Regions from separate parts of the Homo sapiens genome. Here region 2 is linked to region 1. A link is an interaction called in ENCODE POLR2A ChIA-PET data of the cell type or tissue named here. Cell type or tissue: MCF 10A. All regions are shown on one strand. Links, peaks and the distances in the headings refer to the core of each region. The heading gives the core; the rest is flanking DNA.

Region 1 (7,144 bases), core at 1,172-5,171:
GCTGCCCACAGGGGCCCTCGTGGAAGGCCCGTGTGGCTGTCTCCCTCCTGAGGAAGTAGTTACAGACACCACAGCGGAGGGAGGGCAGATCGGGTGACGGGGCTCGCAGGGCTCAGAAGGGAAGGGGCGGGGGCCATGGCACTCACTGCTCTGTCGGCCTCACCGGGGCCCTGACATCCTCTGAGGCAGGAAGCTGCGGTGAAGTCTGAAGTTTCCTGGGCCGGGGGAGGCGGGGTGAGGTGGGCTGTGAAGACACAGACGGGAGAGTGAGCTCATCAGGGCCAAGGTGTGGGGTCCAGGGTTAGAGGGGCACAGGATGGGATAGGGGTTGCCCGGGGAGCGGTGGTCCCCTTTTCAGCCTGAGATGGGAACAGAAAGAAAATTGTTAGGCAATGGAGTAGGATTTGCTAAGACAAGGAACCAGGGACAGATGTGTGTTGTGAGCCCCAGAAGCACCGGAGGCCTGGGCTGAGACAAGGCTGGGGTCACCCAGAAGGTGGTCTCAACTCCCAGCTGGGGCTGCCCAGCCCCTGTCTCCCTGGGAAAGCACAGGTGGGCGGCCCCCAGCAGAGTGAGTAAAAGTGGGTTCCTCTTCTGGCAGCTTCACTTCTCATGCTGCCAGTACCCCTCCCTGACCAACGCCGCAGCTGGAGCTGGGGTCCACCCGCCCTGTGTGTCCTCCTGCAGATTTGAGGTCTTTTTTCCTCAACTCTGCTCTGGGCCTTAGAGACCCCTGTCCCTGGAAGCAGGACTTCCTTGGCAAAGCCTCATCCCACCAAGAAAATAGCCCTGTGTGCGGCATGAGCCTCCCTTCCGCCCAGCCCTGCCGCACCGCCTGAGTGCACGTCAGGACGATGGGCGGCTCTAGGGGGAGCCCAGGCCTAGAGACTTCCTCACCAGAAGCACGTGCATCCTTTGCATGTAATTCCTGGGTTTTTTTTTGAGGTGGGGAATGGTTAGAGACAGGGTCTCGCTCTGTCACCCAGGCTGGAGTGCCATAGCATGATCATAACTCATTGCAGCCACAGCCTCTTGGGCTCAAGTGATCCTCCCATGTCAGCCTCCCAAAGTGCTGGGATTACAGGTGTGAGCCACCACGCCTGGTCTACCTGGGCTGTTTTAACCTCTAAGCCCATCTGCAGAGGCTGGATGGGCCCCCTCTGTGACTACGGGCAGGTGACATGGACCCTTTCAGCCCTGGTATCATTTTAGGTAGAATGTGGAGGGTAATGGTATCACCTGGTGGCTGGGAGGCCCCTGAAGCTTCTGGGTCCAAAGATTCTGGGGTTCTGACCACCCACCATGCCAGGCTATTAACTTCTCCTGGAAGTTTCAACAGTAACCACAATAGCAGTCCTCCTGCCTCCCGGCACTGCCCCCCACTCCACCCCTGCCCCTGCACTGCTCCCGCTCTAAGCATTGCCTCCCTTCTCCTGGGCTTTCACCTTCCAGATTAGGGGGAGGGTTATCACTGTTATCACCCCCTCTCCCAGATAAGGAAATTGACACCCAGAGAGGGAAATGTGGGCGTCAATTCGAGATGTGGAGGCTGCCCTGAACAGTCCTGCCCAGAATGTGCATGAGTGAATGGAACCTGACCCTCCTGACTCATATGAGAGAAGGTATTTATTAATAGTACGCTCCCCCATCCCCAAGTGGGCATGGGGTTGGTGCACACGGAAGTAGTCCTCTGCAGGCCTGGTCCCCCCACCACCCCCACGCCCCAAAGGCCCACACTGAATTCTAGGGAAAGCTGGGTTGGGCAGAGTCAAGCCAGGAAGGCAACCTGGAGGAGGTGCTGGAGTCGGAGCTGGCTGCCTCTCCCTTTCCAGAGGCCCTCTTTCTTGAGAGGGCTGACATTTTTCCTCACCTGGTCAGGGCTGGGACAAGTAGGGTGAGGATTCCTTCCTGTTTTCTGGGGTAGGCTAAGAAAAAAAAATACTCCAGTAAGGTCCTCTGTTATTTACAAAGCTTCCCCTTAGCTGTGTGGCCTGGGGCAAGTCACTCCAGCTCTCTGTGCTTCCGTTTCTCAGCCTGTAAAATGGGGCCAACAATAGTGTCTACCTTGTAGGGCTTTTGGGGGAAAGATGAGTTAATCCAGGTGAAGGGCTTTGAGCTAGACCTGGCATGTAACACAGTGGTACACACCTGCGGCCCCAGCTCCTCAGGAGGCTGAGGCAGGAGGATGGCTTGAGCCCAGGAGGTTGAGGCTGGAGTGAGCTATGATCACACCACTGCACTCCAGCCTGAGCAACAGAGCAAACCCCGCCCCCCCCCCCTTTTTTTTTTTTTTTTTTTGAGGCAGAGTCTCACTCTGTTGCCCAGGCTGGAGTGTAGTGGTTCAATCTCTGCTCCACCTCCCCAGCTCAAGTGATTCCCCTGCCTCAGCCTCCCAAGTAGCTGGGATTACAGGCATATGCCACCACATCCGGCTAATTTTTGTATTTTTAGTAGAGACAGCGTTTCACCATGTTGCCCAGGCTGGTCTTGAACTCTTGACCTCAAGCGATCCGCCCGCCTCAGCCTCCCAAAGTGCTGGGATTACAAGCATGCGCCACAGCGCCCGGTCTAGACCATGACTTTTATATGAGAGAAAGAGAGTCGATATTAACCATCTTTATTATGACTGTCATCAAGGCTCGCTCACTTTTCACATCTCCATTTCACAGATGAGAAAACTGAGGCCCAGAGGTTAATTCCCGGTTGGGAAGGCTGGGGACAGCTTCCTGGAAGAACTGGTGCTTTTAGAATGGCCTGGCAGGCAGCTGACCTTGGGGACTGGTTGGCCTCTGGCTCACAGGGTGCTTGTCTCTGACCTTGACAAAGGCCCCCTCCACCACTTGCGTTCTTAACAGGAAGAACTGTCCCCACCCAGCGCACCTCCCAGGGTGGCTGCTTGAATGAACACAGGTCAGGAAGTGGAATGCCCTTGCCAAGGCTGCAGGGCACCTAAAGCCAGAGAGATGACGATTAACCCTCTTCAACCACTCCTTCCTTTGAGCCTTCCTTCACCAAACAGGTATTGAGCTCGCCTGTGTTCCCAGGGACCCAACAGTGAACAGCACAGAGGTGGTTCCTGCCCGCAGGAGAGGCAAACCAAAAAACCCAGAGAATTACTGTTTTTTTTGTTTTTGATTTTTGTTTTTGTTTTGAGACAGAGTCTCGCTGTGTTCCTCAGGCTGTAGTGAAATGGCACGATCTCAGCTCACTGCAACCTCAGCCTCCTGGGTTCAAGCAATTCTCCAGCCTCAGCCTCCCAAGTAGCTGGGACTACACGTGCCTGGCCCCATACCCGGCCAGTTTTTTGTATTTTTAGTAGAGACAGGGTTTCACCATGTTGGCCAGATTGGTCTCGAACTCCTGACCTCAAGTGATCCACCTGCCTCAGCCTCCAAAAGTGCTGGGATTACAGGTGTGAATCACCCCGCCCGGCCCCAGAGAAGTATTGTGAAATCAGGTAGGGGTGAGAGCCATGAGTAAAGCCACTGTCATGGGGCAGACTGCCAAGGAAGCTGTTTCAGAGCAGTCAGGAAAGGTCTCTGGGAGGAGGCGACATTCCATAGAGCCCTGAAGGAGAGGAGGGAAGGAGCCACACTGCTCCCTGTTGAAAGAGCCTTCTGGAGGAGTGAACAGCAAGGGCAGAGGCCCCAGGAAAGGCAGGCAGGGTGTGACTGCCTCCAGCGCCCCGGGGCTGACTTCTTCCCTCACCCACTGCAGCCTGATGCCTGCCCCGCCACCTCCTGTCCTGATGTCACTGCATGCCATAGTTGCCAAACCCAGTGGGCAAGTCTCAACCCTTGTCTCTGCTGTGTGTGACGAGAGTGGAACAACCTTGGCTGACATGGTGGCTCACGCCTGTAATCCCAGCACTTTGGGAGGCCGAGGCAGGTGGATCATCTCAGGTCAGGAGTTTGAGACTAGCCTGGCCAACATGGTGAAACGCCGTCTCTACTAAAAATACAGAAAAAAGGCCAGGTGCTGTGGCTCACACCTGTAATCCCAGCACTTTGGGAGGCCGAGGCGGGTGGATCACAAGGTCAGGAGATCGAGACCATCCTGGCTTACACGGTGAAACCCCGTCTCTACTTAAAAAAATAAAAAAAAAATTAGCCGGGCGTGGTGGTGGGCGCCTGTAGTCCCAGCTACTCTGGAGGCTTGAAGCAGAAGAATGGCGTGAACCCAGAAGGCGGAGTTTGCAGTGAGCCGAGATCACGCCACTGCATTCCAGCCTGGGCGATAGAGTGAGATTCTGTCTCAAAACAAACAAAGAAAAGAAAAGGCTGGGCACGTGGCTCACACCTGTAATCCCAGCACTTTGGGAGGCTGAGGTGGGCGGATCACGAGGTCAGGAGATCGAGACCATCCTGGCTAACACAGTGAAACCCCGTCTCTACTAAAAGTACAAAAAATTAGCTTGGTGTGGTGGCGGGCACCTGTCAAGTCCCAGCTACTCAGGAGGCTGAGGCAGGAGAATCGCTTGAACCCGGGAGGCGGAGGTTGCAGTGAGCTGAGATCGCACCACTGCACTCCAGCCTGGGTGACAGAGTGAGACTCCGTCTCAAAAATAAAATAAAATAATAAAAATACAAAAAAAATTAGCCAGGCATGGTGGCACCTGCCTGTAGTCCCAGCTACTCAAGAGGCTGAGGCAGGAGAACCACTTGAACCCAGGAGGCGTAGCTTACAGTGAGCTGAGATCGTGCCACTGCACTCCAGCCTGGGCAACAGAGCAAGACCCTGTCTCCAAAAAAAAAAAAAAAAAAAAAGTAAAGAAAAAAAGAAATGAGAGAAGACGTCCAAGGGGGCCCCATTTTATAACCTTATCCACGGTTTCACTTTCTGTAGTTTCAGTTACCTGAGGTCTGAAAATATTACCTGGAAAATTCGAGAAATAATTCATAAATTTTAGATCATGCACTGCTCTGAGCAGCGTGATGAGATCGTGCGCTGTCCTGCTGCATCCCACCCGGGATATGATTCGCCCCTTCCTCTGTGTATCCCTGCTGGAGACACCACCTGCCTGTGAGTCAGTCAGTAGCTGGCTCGGTAACAAGCCAGGCTGGTCTTGAACTCCTGAGTTCAAGTGATCCTCCCGCCTTGGCTTCCCAAAGTGCTGGGATTACAGGTGTGAGCCACGGTGCCTGGCCCTGTTTTATTTTATTCTTGTTGTTAATCTCTTACTGTGCCTAATTCATAAACTAAGCTGTCTTATAGGTGTGTACATATAGAAAAAAACAGCGTATCTAGAGTTCTAGACTGTGGTTTCAAACATCCACTGGGGGTCTTGGAATCCACCCTTGTGGGTTAGGGGGACTAATGTACCTGTTCACTCCGGCCATATTTGTAAAAGGGAATAAGTTATGCCAGAACTGTGAACCCCATTGTTACATCTTAAAGGACCAGAACCTATTTTTGCACAATACAAAACAAAATAGCACGTTAGTGTGTATCAGCAGAAGGAACATCCCACTTGGAATTTCATGAGCTGGGGTTGACTCCTGGCCCAGTCACTGAGTCATTGACCTCAAGCAAATCACTTCATTTCTGTGACTCTCAGGTTCTTCCTATGTTGTGGGAGTATTCATCATTTCCCTACCATATCTGGCTGTCATGTAAGGATTTTTTTTTCTTTTTTTTTTTTTTTGAGACGACGTCTTGCTCTGTCACCCAGGCTAGAGTGCAATGGCACGATCTCGGCTCACTGCAACCTCTGCCTCCCAGGTTCAAGCAATTCTCCTGCCTCAGCCTCTGGAGTAGCTGGGACTACAGGCACCTGCCACCACACCCAGCTAATTTTTGTATTTTTAGTAGAGACGGGGTCTCACCATCTTGGTTAGACTGGTCTCAAAATCCTGACCTCGTGATCCCCCTGCCTCGGCCTCCCAAAGTGCTGGGATTACAAGCATGAGCCACCACGCTTCACCAAGGATTTCTTAACCATTTCTAGACTAAAGCACCCTGAAAACTGCATAGAGTATAGGATGTATTATTATAAAGGCAGTCGCAGAGGGCAGGCAGTTATCCTCAAAAGGGAAAAAATATAGATGGTTAATCTGGATGTTTAAGAATAAAATGCTAGAGAGAAAACGGTGAAAAGAGAAATGAGGGAAGGACCTTCCTGGCATGTGGAACAGCAAGCACAAAGGCTGGGACATGAGAGCTTGGTGGGTTTGAGAAACAGTGAGATGGTGCCTTGGCGGGACTGCAGTGAGCAAGCGGGTGTGGCAGGCGATGAAGTCATGTGAACCAGGGGAGATGTTTGGATTTTATGCAAAGGGCAATAGGGGCCAGGCACGGTGGCTCATGCCTATAATCCCAGCACTCTGGGAGGCCGAGGCAGGTGGATGACCTGAGGTCAGGAGTTCAAGACCAGCCTGGCCAAGATGGCAAAAACCCCATCTCTACTTAAAAAATACAAAAATTTCATCCCTGTAATCCCAGCACTTTGGAAGGTCGAGGTGAGTGGATCACCAGAGGTCGGGAGTTCGAGACCAGCCTGACCAACATGGAGAAACCCCATCTCTACTAAAAATACAAAATTAGCTGGGTGTGGTGGTGGGCGCCTGTAATCCTAGCTACTCGGGAGGCTGAGGCAGGAGAATCACTTGAACCTGGGAGGTGTAGGTTGCAGTGAGCCGAGATCGCGCCATTGCACTCCAGCCTGGGCAACAAGAGCGAAACTCTGTCTCAAAAACAAAAATTAGCCAGGCATGGTGGCAAGCACCTGTAATCTCAGCTACTTGGGAGGCTGTGGCAGGAGAATTGCTTGAACCCGGCAGGCAGAGGTTGCAGTGAGCTGAGATTGGGACACTGCACTCCAGCCTGGGTGACAGAGCGAGACTCTTGTCTCAAAGAAAAGGTGGGGGGGGGGGCAATAGGGAGCCATTGAAGATGCTTCAGTTGTGGAGAGGGGGCCAGGATATGACTTGTGTTTTAAGATCCATCCAGCTGTCAGGTGGATAATGGATTCATCAAAGGGCTGCAGGAGGCAGGGAAGAGGGACAGACGAGGACTTAGATGAGGATGGTGTAGGGGCGGGGGGTGGCCAGCAGTAGACAGGGGCCCACCGTCCAGTAGAACTTTCTGCAGTGGAGGAAATGCCGTGCACCTGCCCCAATCACTGCATTAGCCATGAGCCCCGGGC
Region 2 (4,000 bases), core at 1-4,000, 320 kb before region 1:
CTATTTCCTTCTAGAACTTTCACGGCTTCCCTTGTTACATTCAATTCAATAAAGCCAACTAGGATTTATTTGGTGGAATGAATGTACAGGGATGATGTAGGGATCCTGCTTTAGGTAAGATTTCCTAAATAATCCATCTTTCCCCATTAAACTAAAGGTCCATCTTCATCATACACCCCCTTCCCATAGATACATATATTTGGGACCACTTCTGGATGTTGTTTCTTATGGGTTTTGTACACACATTTTTTTTTTTTTTTGAGATGGAGTCTCGCTCTGTTGCCCAGGCTGGAGTGCAGTGGCACGATCTTGGCTCACTGCAAGCTCTGCCTCCTGGGTTCAGGCCACTCTCCTGCCTCAGCCTCCTGAGTAGCTGGGACTACAGGCGCCCGCCACCACCACGTCCGGCTATTTTTTTATATATATATTTTTAGTAGAGATGGGGTTTCACCGTGTTAGCCAGGATGGTCTCGACCTCCTGACCTTGTGATCCGCCTGCCTTGGCCTCCCAAAGTGCTGGGATTACAGGCGTGAGCCACCACGCCCGGCCTGTACATACATTTTTAATGATTTCACTTTTTACATAACTCTGATTCATCTGGGGAGAAAATCAATTTAGTTCTTTACACAGCTCACAAAAACAAATTCCAACTAGTTATCTCATTGTCTCATCTTCCCACAATGACTTACGACACTTCTCTGAACATATGTTGCATCTTCACCTATACCAGGGCTTGTTCTGGGCCCTGCATCACCACTGACCTGTGTCCAATCCTGTGCTGCCATCACACTAATTTAATCACCACAACTCTGTGCTATACTTTACTATCTAAGTAAGGTTAGCACCCATCATCTTTTAAAACAATTTTAGAATTCTTGCCTACTATTCTTTCAAGTGAACTTTATGACCATGTTGACAAATCTCAAAATAAAACTATTCTAAAAGAAAAAAGAAAACTATTTTAATATGTTGATTGGGATTATGTTTAATAAATCAATTAATGTAGGCAGCACCCCACTTCAAATTGGGCCATCACCATACCAAATTAAGGAATGTTATTCTACTTACACTACTTAACCTACTTAAAAAGAGAAATCCAAAGCTATCTGGTTTGCTATAATTTGCTTCATGAACCTCCTTCACATTTCTGATCATATTTTTCTAACATTTCTAAATAATATAAAAAGGAAATTTAGAAAGAAAAAACAGCAAAACAAAACCAAATCACGCAGTTATACCACTCAAACACAAGCACTATCCTCATTTTATTGTGTTTGACATAGCCCCACCTAGCTGATATGGCAGCTGCCACCCTCACCCTGACCAAACGGCTAAGCCACAGGCAGCAGGGAAAGGTTTCCATTATATTCAGTACTAAGCATGACTGTCCCCAAAGAATACAGCTTTTCCCTAGCACCTTCATAAAAAGGTAATTCAGTTGGTAGTTGGTTTAAATATTCACCAAGGTAAAATGTTTATGTAAAGAATGAAAAACTCTACCCAATTGCAGACACCTGGCTTAAAGAGGCAATAAATCAAGGAACAGCATTCTCTAGCCAGAGTACACACCTGGAGTCAAGACTCTAGAAATTGGCTACCAGAGATGTAATAAAAACAGATCATACTTGCAAATGTTTCTAAGCACCTATGAAGACTGACAAAAAACAAATTTGATATTATCACCACTATTAGTCATTTCAAGGCACTGCCAGCTACACAGCCTACTTACAAGTCAAAGAAATCTGAAGCTGTCTGATGCATTTAAAAGGATAAGGTAACACTCGCCAGGTAGCCAAGACCTATAAATAGACTTTTTTTTTTTTTTTTTTGAGACAGAGTCTTGCTCTGTCACCCAGGCTGGAGGGCAGTGGCGCCATCTCGGCTCACTGCAAGCTCCGCCTCCTGGGTTCACGCCATTCTCCTGCCTCAGCCTCCTGAGTAGCTGGGACTACAGGCGCCCGCCACCACGCCCGGCTAATTTTTTGTATTTTTAGTAGAGACGGGGTTTCACCATGTTAGCCAGGATGGTCTCGATCTCCTGACCTCGTGATCCGCCCACCTTGGCCTCCCAAAGTGCTGGGATTACAGGCGTGAGCCACTGCGCCCAGCCCTTTTTTTATTTTTTTTTCTTTTGAAGAGCAGGATCTAGCTCTGTTGCCCAGGCTGGAGTGCAGTGGCATGATCATAGCTCACTGCAGCCTTGAACTACTGGGTTCATGTGATCCTCCCACCTCAGCCTCCCAAGAATTTGGGACTACAGGCATGCACCACCATGCCCAGCTAAATTTTAATTTTTTTGGTAAAGATAAGCGTCTCCCAGGCCAGGTGCAGTGGCTCACACCTGTAATCCCAGCACTTTAGGAGGCCGAAGCGGGTGGATCACCTGAGGTTGGGAGTTTGAGACCAGCCTGACCAACATGGAGAAACCCTGTCTCTACTAAAAATACAAAATTAGCCGGGCGTGGTGGCACATACCTGTAATCCCAGCTACTCACGAGGCTGAGGCAGGAGAATTGCTTGAGCCCAGGAGGCGGAGGTTGCAGTGACCCAAGACCGCGCCATTGCACTCCAGCCTGGGCAACAAGAGCAAAACTCTGTCTCAAAAAATAAAAAAAAGAGAGATAAGCATCTCCCCATGCTGCCCAGGCTGATCTCGAACTCCTGACCTCAAGCAATCCTCCTGCCTCGGCCTCCTAATGTGCTAAGATTACAGACGTGAGCCACCGTACCTGACCCTAAACCTAAATAGGCTTTAAATAGGTTTTTCCCTTTTTGAGACAAGAGATAATTCAGTAAAGATTGTTCCCAATTATTTTCAGTTTTAAGGGTCTGGAATTGTATCCCTCCCCAGAAAGAGAGTTCCTGGCCCTAAAGAATAAAAATGAGAGGCACCCAGAGCAGGGATGCGTTGGGGTCACACCCACTTCCATTCGGCAAAAGGAAGAATAGCTGGATCCTGTAACACCCACTGCAACCACAGGATTCTGGCTTATTTGAGGAAGAGGATTCAAAAAAGCATACGAACAACTTTGTACTGCCCTCATCACATAATAGAAATTCCAAAATAAAATCCATTTTCCCTTTGCCTGCTAAAGATGCTTTCTCCCATCTGCTACTGAGAATCAGTTGTCAACCTAAATCTCTCCTTTGCATCCTCTTCCCATGGGTGTTTTTTAGTCAACTTATTAACCTTCCAAGTAGCAAAGGAGTTTGGGATGGGCAGAAGAGTTGGAGCCTACTCTAAATCGAAGGCAAGCTGTAGAAACAGTTTTTGTATTTCAGACATGCTGCAAATCTCCTCAGCCAACCCATCTGAGGTCAAACAGCCCTTCTGTCTCTCCTGAGACGTATGAACGGATTACATCTTTGTCAGCATTCCATATATCTACATTTCTTTCCTGTCTGTGAAAAGCAACAATTTGGGCCAGGCACGGTGGCTCACACCTGTAATCCCAGTGTGGATCGCTTAAGGCCAGGAGTTCGAGACCAGCCTGGCCAACATGGCAAAACCCCATCACTACTAAGAATACAAAAAGTAGTTGGGCACAGTGGCTCATGCCTATAATCCCAACACTTTGGGAGGCCAAGGCGGGCGGATCACTTCAGGTCAGGAGTTCAAGACCAGCCTAGCCAACACAGTGCAACCCCGTCACTACTAAAAATACAAAAATTAGCTGGGCGTGGTGGCTCACGCCTTGTAATCCCAGCACTTTGGGAGGCCAAGGTGGGCAGAACACTTCAGGTCAGGAGTTCGAGACCAGCATGGCCAACATGGTGAAACCCCATCTCTACTAAAAATACAAAAATTAGCCAGGTGTGGTGGTGCACGCTTGTAATCCCAGCTACTCAGGAGGCTGAGGCAGGAGAATCACTTGAGCCCGGAAGGCAGAGGTTGCAGTGAGCTGAGATTGTGCCACCTAAAAAGGAAATTATATTTTTTATAGTTTCACATGAGGGTGAGCACAGGTTTAGTCACTAAAAGTCAAGGTCAGAGTGACT

The links. Peaks named below come from ENCODE experiments on the same cell type or tissue, not always from the same donor. Only the 100,000 strongest peaks of a DNase experiment are listed, where the experiment ranks them.
Region 2: POLR2A ChIA-PET joins it to region 1 with 5 read pairs; 4 of 35 experiments call an interaction of 5 or more read pairs at or near these places.

Annotation. Positions count from the first base shown.
Region 1 is chr12:121,783,045-121,790,188 of GRCh38, reverse strand. The region is part of intron 2 of RHOF (ras homolog family member F, filopodia associated); the gene reads left to right. It also overlaps a transcript of SETD1B not described here. Among named protein-coding and RNA genes, the nearest start is that of RHOF, 7.1 kb to the left of the region's middle. RefSeq lists enhancers at 17-86, 213-929 and a silencer at 2,786-2,835. In MCF 10A, for the core only: no CTCF peak of the experiment used is centred there; DNase peaks (open chromatin) are centred at 3,528 and 5,048.
Region 2 is chr12:122,108,907-122,112,906 of GRCh38, reverse strand. All of the region lies in intron 1 of MLXIP (MLX interacting protein), which reads right to left. Among named protein-coding and RNA genes, the nearest start is that of MLXIP, 32 kb to the right of the region's middle. RefSeq lists enhancers at 491-785, 3,798-4,000. In MCF 10A, for the core only: no CTCF peak of the experiment used is centred there; a DNase peak (open chromatin) is centred at 1,736.